Linked DNA regions of Mus musculus: region 1 is linked to region 2. The links are chromatin contacts, found by Hi-C or POLR2A ChIA-PET in ENCODE. All regions are on one chromosome and are shown on one strand. Each heading gives the region's core, a stretch centred on a gene start or an enhancer-like site at or near the end of the contact. The rest is flanking DNA. Distances are from core to core; before and after follow the strand shown.

Region 1 (4,661 bases), core at 1,898-4,397, 130 kb before region 2:
GATGGCTTGGGACAAGTGGCCAAGAAGAGCTTCAAGCCGTGTCACCACTGAAACCCATGCTTGCCATGCAGTTCTGGGTGTCGTGGAGCAAAGACCCCAAGGACCACTTGACAAAATCAGAGTTGGAATTTAAGAATGTAAAGCCAACCAGCAACTGCCTGGAGAGAACAGATCTCACAGAGCAGCCCTGACTGCCTTTGGCAGGGAGCTTTTAATGGAAAAACAAAACAAAACAAAAACCCAAAATCCAAATGCATATCCCCGTTGGCAGCTGCAGGAGGAAGTGGAGCAAGCTAACAGCTTAACAGAAGCAAAAGTGTCAGTTAGCCAGGGCGCCTTGACCTCAAGTCCCTGTGGTGGAGTTTGGTAATTTTCTAAGAGACTTATTCATAAAAGGGAATGTAAGTGGGCTTGGGGGGGTGGGCTGTCAGCTCTGCGCCAGACCTTAGATGCCTGCAGGACACACAAGATGGTGGGACCTTGGCCCCGCCACACAGGTACTTCTGATTAGATTCCTCATTTCTCGAGACAACGATTTTCTCCCACCCCCTTTTTTCTCCCTCTCCTCTCGTCTCCCTGCTACTCTCTTCTGGGTTTGGATATACAACCCAGCTGGCCTCAAACTCTTGGGTAAGCTTCTGCCTCAGCTTCCCTGGTGCTGAGATTCCAAGTTCCAAGAGAGAGCATTACATTCAGCAGTTGATTGGTTCCTTCTAGAACCAACCAGGAGTGCTTCTGTGCACACCTATGAGGGAACTTCTTCTTCTTCTTCTTCTTCTTCTTCTTCTTCTTCTTCTTCTTCTTAAAGATTTATTTATTATTATATGCAAGTACACTGTAGCTGTCTTCAGACACCCTAGAAGAGGGCATCAGATCTTGTTACAGATGGTTGTGAGCCACCATGTGGTTGCTGGGTTTTGAACTCAGGACCTTTGGAAGAGCAGTCAGCGCTCTTAACCGCTGAGCCATCTCTCCAGTCCCTGAGGGATCTTCTTGATTAGATTGTGGGGAACCTTCTGCAGAGGCTGAGATCGGAGGGGGTCTGAGGGAATAGTTTATGCGGTTTGCCTGCCTGTCTTGGCCTCTTGATGGTGAATGCTCTTTCTGCTGCTGGGATCCTTCACCGACATCAGGACCCAATGTCTTTGAATTTTCAACACGGACTGAAGACCAGTTTCTCACCGAGAATCCCTCAGCCCTTTGATGAAAGACAGGGCCTACTGATTCATCCAACCTCATGGCCTGAGCTTCTCTGACTGTATTGTGTAAGCCAATCTGATAAATCCCCATTGTTTTCTGTATCTCTGACATCCATTCTATTCTCCCAGTGAAACTTGACTAATACAAGGGCTGGCCTCCAAATCCAGGGCAAAGACTTCTGGGTCACACAGGTGTCTGGGACACTAGGACTAGAAGTTGAATTCAGCCAGGAGGGTAGGCAGTAGGACTGGATGATGACATTGGAATGTGGTCTCAGAGGGGCAGGGTGTCCTTCTGGGGTTGACTGGTCCTAGTGCGGGCCATGGGAGGGTGTGTTTGCCATTAAATGCTTATGCATTATCTCACTGGTCAGAGAACAAGACTGACTTCCTTATGTGCTAGGTCACAGCCTTGCCTTTCCTCTTGGAGGAGTTCCAGCTGTCATCTGTTGCGTCTAGAGCCCGTCAACATTCAGTTCGTGCTGTGTCACATGCAGGGGGCCAGTCTGAGCTCCTTTTTGGTCTCTAGGTTTACTGACTAGCAAGTCTCCCAAACATATCATGGATTTTGATTGTACAGAGGAATCTAGCTTTATTTTCCGCCGGTTGAGTTTTAATTTCACAGCAATGAGAGACTCGAAAGAGTATGGCCCCTAGCCGGGCGTGGTGGCGCACGCCTTTAATCCCAGCACTTGGGAGGCAGAGGCAGGCGGATTTCTGAGTTTGAGGCCAGCCTGGTCTACAGAGTGCGTTCCAGGACAGCCAGGGCTACACAGAGAAACCCTGTCTTGAAAAACCAAAAAAAAAAAAAAAAAGCATGCCCCCCCAGAGCGCCCCCTACTGGAATCTCCTGGGGAAAGAATGTTGAAAAATAAACGGCCCAGACCCAGTCATTGCAAAGTTGAGACATGCTAGAGTCCTCTGGGATGGGCTGATGCTGAAGTTTGGGACCCACTCATTTAGAAGGCAAAGTTGATAAGCAAAGACACTCTCACAACCTGCCCCTGTGCTATGAGGGACCTGCGGGACCTGCCTACCCTCTGCCCCCTCCACCCCTCCCTTTACCCTGTAAGGAACTGATGGGTGTAAAAATAGCCTCCACCATTCCAAGCACATTTTAAGCGAGAACTCATTTTTAAAAGTCACCTTCCTTTATCTGGGCCCTAGACACGATCCCTCTAAGGTAAACTTATGTTATCCAGGTGTAGTGGTGTATGCCTATAGTCATAGCGGTAGAGGCAGAGGCAGGAGGCTAAGAGTTCAAGGCTATCTTCAGCTACATATCAATTCTGAAAACAGCCTAGTCTACAGGAGACCCTGTATTAAAAAAAAACCCAAGATCATAATATATGATATATTTACGTCACACGAATTCTAGGCGCTAATTCTACTAATCAGTTTGCGATTGGTTGTTACGGTCAGGTGTGGAGGAGGAGCTCAGACATCCAGTTTCTGGAACTAGCAGGGATTGATAAAGTCCGACGTCCTCCTAAGACCTCTGTTCCTAAGAATCTGCCTAGCCAGACAGTTTCCCTCACGGCTTGGAGGCACTTGTTGCTAAATTGCAGGAAGAGGAAATTAAGAAATGCAAAGAGCTGGGGAAAGCGCCTCAGTTTCAATTGGGAGAGTGCAACGCTCGCTCCTCCCACTGGGATTCTGCCAGGTAACCCGCAGTTTTTCGCGGCCTCCCCTTCTTTCCAGTCCGCAGCGCCGCAGCCCCTTTAACAGCCCTGACCGATCGCTGGCCGATCCTCCAGGCCCGTCGCGGGCGCGCGGCACTGGCTGGATTGGTCATGTCTGGTGCGCGGCTGGCCCCGCCCCCTCCGCCCTGTGGTTGGGCGGTGGGGGCCGCGGCCGCGGGGCGGGTCCGCCGGCGGGGCGGGACGGCCGGTGCCCGGGGGCGGGCGGGCAGCAGCACGGCGGCCCCAGCCAGAGCCGGAGCTGGAGCTGGAGCAGGAGCCGCGGCGGCCGCCAAGTACGGGCGCCGGTGTAGTAGGATGAGGCAGCCAGCGGATCCGGGGTGAGCGCGCTCCGGGCCAGGTGGGGCGACGGGCGGAGCAGGCCCTGACTGGGTGGCCCGGCTACGGGACACCGGCAGCTCCCGCAGCCGTTGGCGCAGCGGGGCTCGGTCCCTTCCACACTACCAGGGCTCGGGACGCCGGCATGGGTGGCCCCGGGAGAGACCTTCCCTGCTTGGGGGCCGGGCAGGGCGGAGTCGCCCCGGGGCGGGAGGTGCAAGCCGTCAGGTCCCAGCCTAGCGTCCGCGGCTCGGTGTGGGTCCGGGAAAGCAGCATTCACACGCTCGTTGAAGGAAAACACTTGTCACCTCTGTGCGTGGGGCCCTTGCCGTCCTCCGCCCCCTGGGCCACCGTGGGAGAAGCTTGGGAATGGAGGAGCGCGGTTACTTTTGCGCGAATCTGTCAGTGGCTGTCGGCGCCTCGCTTGTTTTTCTCCCAACTCCTGGCGGACACCGGGGACCGAGGGGTGGCTTGTGTGCTTTCAAAGGGAGGTGGCGGCGTACCAAAAACCGGGGAGATCGGAAGGTTAACAAGTGACATTGGGCTGAGGCCTAACGCTAGCTGCCCCGCTGGGAGCATGGAGATGACGGTGGTGGAGACCGGGGGACCGATGCAGGGACAGGAGCTGCCGGCTCCATTGCACCACATGCCACTCCGGAGTGCCGACTCTACGCGCGGGAGTTGGTGCAAGGGAGTTTTTCCCCCACTGAAAAACGATTTTTGGAAAACTTAGCCCCTCAGTGGGTTGATGGTTACCTAAACCATCAGTTGTTATGGTTACACGGCATCAAATTTAAGGGCAAAGTCTGTTAAACACCCTCGCTCTTTTTTTTCCCCTTAGAGCTAAGGAGTACTTACTTTGTCATTAGATTTCATAGATGAGGAGGACATATTTTTTTAGAGTTAAAGGAAAAGTGTGACAACCTGAAGACACAGGTTGTGTCCTGTTCCGGTGTGAGGTCCAAATGTCTTGACACCATTGCTCAATTGAGAGGAATTGTCTTTTCAGGAGCTAGATTAAATCCAAAGAGAAAGTGAATTGTATGTGGAAAATAACAAGGGAAACTGAGGGACAAGTGATCTCTGGCGCTTGGGGAAGGGAGTTTGAAGGGTCTGGATTTATTGGCCGGTGAGAAACGTTTCTGTTAGCTTTTCCCAACCCTTAAATGGTTTCAGTATCTTTTCAGAGTCTTCCAAACAGATAAATGTCTTCAGGCTACGAGAATGAAGCCAGAGTGTGGCTGATCTTTGCTCCTTGGGCTCCCAGGGAGGGGACATGAAGGCTTGGAGAGGGATAGAGGAGGGCTCTGGGGGACTGCACATCCTTGTACGTGTGTCTTCAGGAAAGGAGATGAGCAAGGAGATTCAGATTAGAACGTGGAGGTGATGAAGTTCACTGACAGGTAGTAAAGGATAGGCGAGGAAGGACAGTTTGGGCTGAGTG
Region 2 (4,607 bases), core at 859-3,358:
ACAATTTTATTTTTTTTTAAGTTTATATGCATGTCTGTGTGTCTGTGAGTGCAGATGCCCCTAGAGTCCAGGGTTGTTAGATGTTCCAGGAGCCACCTGATGTGGGTGATGGGACTTGAACTTGGAGCCTCTGGGAAAACAGCATGCATGCTTAAGGGCTAAACCATCTCTCCAGCTCCAAAGCAGTTTTTTCAATCAAACTTTAAAAAAAAAAAATTTTTTTTTAAAGTTTATTACTATGTGACTTGTGAGTATGAGTGGGGGTTTGCGTATGTTACAATATGTATGAGAGGTCAGAGGTCAACTTCCAGGAGCTTGCTTTCTCCTTTCACTAATAGGAGGACTGAAGTCAGGCTTGCACATCACACGTTGTTATCTGCTGAATGTGAGTCATGTCACTGGCTCCAGGCTCCAGGGTTTTTCATTTGAAAATCCAAGCATGTGGTCTCACAGGTCCCGTTGTCAGCTTGCATCATTGGCCAGCTCCATGGCTTCCGGGCGGGGGGGGGGGGGGGGGAGCATGCTCAGGAGTGTCGGAGCTTCTAGTCTTCCCCATTCTCTCTGCAAATCCCAAACTTATTTGCCTTGAGACTTGTGGGTAACACTTCAAATTGTGTCTGCTGCTTTCAAACTTGCCCAAAATTCCCTTCCCAAGCTGGTGCTGGCTTCTGCAGCATGGTGGGAGCTGTTCCAGGTTGTGGGGGTAGAGGCAGGAATAGGATTGGTCTTCCTAGGGACAGTTCTGTCTGTTACCATTGGATAGAGTTGACCCAAAGCACATACTGACTGGGCCCTTAGCCCAACACACCCCTAATCCCTACCTATCATATACTACCTCTTTGCGGTTTTTTCCCCCCCTAGGATAACCTTTTCTCTTCAAAAACCTGAAAATTCCAACGGGCTGTCAAAGGAGCAAGCCAGGGGAAACAGAGAATTTGCTCCGGTTCTCCCGTGGCCCCACATAATCTGGGTTGGCTTCAAACTCACTAGGTAGCCAAGGATTACTTAGAACTTCGGATCCTGTCTCCACCCCCAGGGTGCTGGGATTTCAGGTGTGAGGCAACACATCCAATATTGGGAGGGCTGGAGATGTAGCCCAGTACCTCTCTCGCAGACTATGCAAGTGCTGTACCAACAGAACTACACTCCCAGCAACTCCCTTTTTCTACTAGAATAATAAGCTACTTTTTCCTTGAGCACTGAATGTTTTGTCTTTCCTATTATAAACAAGTTCTCCCTCTTCCAACTCAGAGGAGGGCAGCTTGGGACCCAGTGACCAAACAACTTATTGGGCTCATTAGTTCTGATTAATAATCCACACCCTTAAATAGACCTTGGAGTCCTCAGCCCACCTCCAAAGAGTTGTGACACATGTCCTCTCAAGCTTCACCAGGCCACATCTACAAAGGTCACATAAACACATGTGACACGAGAGGCCCGCATGATTTCCTTATAATTTTTGGTGAATGAGTTGGCTGTTGTTCATCCCGAGAGGAACGGATGGCTGCTGGACATGACTTTCGGGGAATTCCTGAGGGGCAAGGCTAGGGAAGAAAGGGGCCTTCGGGCTGGATGAGGCACAGCTGGAGGACCCTCGTCAGTGAACTCTAAGGCTGCGTCTCAGGGTCGAATTTCCGCCAGCTGCTGAAACCCTTGCTCTGCTCTAGAGGTCGCTTAGACAACCCTTGTAAGTGGTGGCCGGCAGCAGGGAGACGGAGGGTTGTGGGCAAGCCTGGCGCCTCGGGTTCTTCATCGGGCGAGTGGGACTTCCTGTGGGGCAACATGTCATTTTCCCTTGGCTTGCGAACAAGCTTCTTCATTCAGAAGCACAGCGTCCACAAATACCCAAAGCCAAGAGTTGGTCTTCGGCTTCTAGCGCCCAGGATAGGAGGCAGCTAGAAGCTAGCACCGCGTTGGCCTCTAACCCCACCCTCCCACTCTTACCACGCCCACAAAACAACATAGGCTCCTCCCCATCCAGGCAGTGACTCCGCCTCTCACAGCCCCCGCCCCCGGGACCGCCCTAAAGCCCGCCCCGACCGGAAGAAGCCGGGACACAAGGCACTTATAGGGCTGGGAATGGGGGTGTCGCCGCCGCCCAGTCAGCTCCGTGTCCACCGATCCTCCGCCGGTGCCGCGCTGTCGTTGCGGCGCCCCCGTCCAGCCCTCTGTTCGCGCGGGCTCCAGAACCGGCCGGCGGGGCCCGGAGTCAGGGCCACGTCCTGCCATGCCGGCCCGGTGGCTGTTGCTCCTGCTGGCGCTGCTGCTACCGCCGCCCGGCCCCGGGGTGAGTAACCAGGGGAGTGCGGTGCGGGGACGGGCCGGCTCGCGGCCAGAGGAGAGTCGCGCGGTGGCGGGGGCTGGCGTCCGAGCCGGGCCGCAGCGGCGGGAGGCCCGGCGCCTGGGCTGAGGCAGCTGCGGGAGGCTTGGCGGTGGGAGCTGCGTCGGCCGGCCACACACTGGCGTCCGCCTCCGGAGGCGCCTCCGGGGCCAGCGCGGCCGAGGCAGACCGCGAGCGGCTCCACGGCCCGGGACGCGCGCGACTCGGAGCTGTCTCCCAAAGGCCGGGCCCTGGGCGCGCTGCCCACCTGCCCCGCGGTCTCCACAGGTGGGCGCCCGCACTGCCGCCGTGGCCGCGGATGGACACCCGAAGCCGGGGGAAGCGGGTGGTGGACTGGAGTTTTGAGTCTTTACTCGAAAGTTTTTTGTTTTGTTTTGTTTTTAAATGAGACTTTGGAAAGCGTTTGAAGCCGGGAATGGGCACGGCGTTTTTAGCCAGCCGCCGCTGGTTTCTGCCTACCTGACCCGAAGGTTTCTTTGTATTCGGAGGCAGGGGGCTTCCTACTAGTAATTTTGCTAGACAGTGAAGGTGTCATTAAACAAGTTAAGCTGTGGGCATTGGATCCTTTTAAAGACCCGGTGTGTGGGCCAGAGTTGTACTGCAAAACTTAAAGCTGTCTCACGTGCGGGGCCGTCAGAAACGTCTTCGCTTTTTTTTTTTTTTTTTTTGAGAAGAATATCGGTTTATATTTATTTAACTCTTTATCCACTCAGGATTTGAACACTTTGGCTAAAGAGGACATTTTGTAGGCGGACATGGCTATTTTCATCTTCTGGTTGGAAGAACTGGGGGCTTTAAAATTTTTTTAAAATGCACTTTTCAGGATGTGGGCATGGTACACTTGTGCTGGTTCTATTTAATGACCTCTTTGAAGGTACCGTGTTCCCTTTAATATGGCATATCATGTACCAGGTGTCCTGGTGGAAGACTGACATGTGTGGAGACCCGCGGGCCAGCCGCGGCCAACTCTTTGAACTCTTATGCCTTGTAGGTAAATAATTGTCTGTGCTCTCAGAATAACAAATTAGAATTTAGAGACTACTGAAGTATTAAAGAAGGTCTACTTTTTCAAATTCAAGTTGGTTTGTTTTTTTCCAAACGGAAATTTATATGCGTTTTCTTCATGGTAGACCCTAGGTGTTTTTTGTTTTTTTGTTTTTGTTTTGTTTTCTTCTTCTTCTCCTAATTAAAAAGAAAAGATGTACTTTTCACAACTAGGACCAGGTTTTGAACTTGGGCGCTTCACCTTGGGTTGATTGATTGCTGCCTGGTATCTGCTCACAGATAACGAGTATAAACAGAATGACTGGATGTTTCCCATGGAGCTCGAACGTTTCATAGTTTCCCAGCCGAGGTGGACCCGGTTTCCTTCTGAACAGCTTTGCATTTCTTCTGCTTTTGCTGGATTCTAGTGTTTTTGTCACTCAGCAGCATAGGAGAAGGAGCCAGCAACGATTTAGCTTTAGTTTTAGTTCATGTATTTTCAAGTCCTGCTTAGAAACGCAGACTTGTCAGAGTTCACATAAAAGATTCCAGGCCCTTAGCAAAGGTTGTTTTACTGTAACTTTTTTAGTCGAAAGGTTGGCTTTTACTTTTCAGAATTTTCTTCTAATAAAAGATTTCTTTAACTCCAAACATAGTAAGATAGGATTTTTAAGACCTGAAGTGGAAGTCAGAGCAGAATTCATACTTAGAGTAGACAGCAATGACGCTGGGCAAAGCACAGCAGCTGTTACATCAGATAGCCCAGTCTAACTGAGAACTTGCTAGCTGTATCCTCAGGCAAGTTATTTTTTTTTTTTAGGGACTCAGTTTCCTGATCTGTGAAATGGGGGCAGCTAGTGCGTGGGAGGGAAGGTACTTGCACATACGAGCTGGTGTGTGTGTATTCTCTTCCTCTCCCTGCCAAAGTGCCTTTTACTCCTTCATTGTAAGTGTTGTGCTTTTATGGTTATTTTGTTTTGACCGATGGAGTAGCTTGTGCACTGGAGGCAATGCTCTGATTTTCAGGGAGTGTGTTTTTTAATTGAGCCTGACACTGACTCAGTATTAGTTGACATTCGAGGCTACAAGACCCAAAATGCAGTAACATCCTTATTAGTAAGCACTGGAGGCTGCTTTTGTCAATCCAGAATGTGCTTAATAAGTTAGTTACATTCTAGAGTTTTCCCTTTCTTCCCAGACCCTTATCTTATACCTAATGTGGGTTAATTTTACATGGGCACCACTTCAAGATTGGCAGCATGTGAGACCAAATGCGTTTGTT

What was found. A loop is a pair of places that touch in the nucleus more often than their neighbours do. ChIA-PET counts read pairs that join two places held with the same protein, here RNA polymerase II (POLR2A).
Region 1: POLR2A ChIA-PET joins it to region 2 with 11 read pairs in embryonic stem cell. The contact joins the promoter of Tex2 here to the promoter of Ern1 in region 2. A Hi-C loop is called at or near these places in 4 of 37 maps with a recorded cell type or tissue (adrenal gland, left cerebral cortex and v-Abl transformed pro-B cells). POLR2A ChIA-PET finds 5 or more read pairs at or near these places in 4 of 5 experiments (Patski and embryonic stem cell).

What each region holds. Positions count from the first base shown.
Region 1 is chr11:106,611,416-106,616,076 of GRCm38, reverse strand. Tex2 (testis expressed gene 2) reads left to right here and starts at 3,147. Exons shown (of 12, transcript NM_198292.3): 1 at 3,147-3,219.
Region 2 is chr11:106,485,297-106,489,903 of GRCm38, reverse strand. Ern1 (endoplasmic reticulum (ER) to nucleus signalling 1) reads left to right here and starts at 2,108. Exons shown (of 22, transcript NM_023913.2): 1 at 2,108-2,287. The coding sequence starts at 2,228.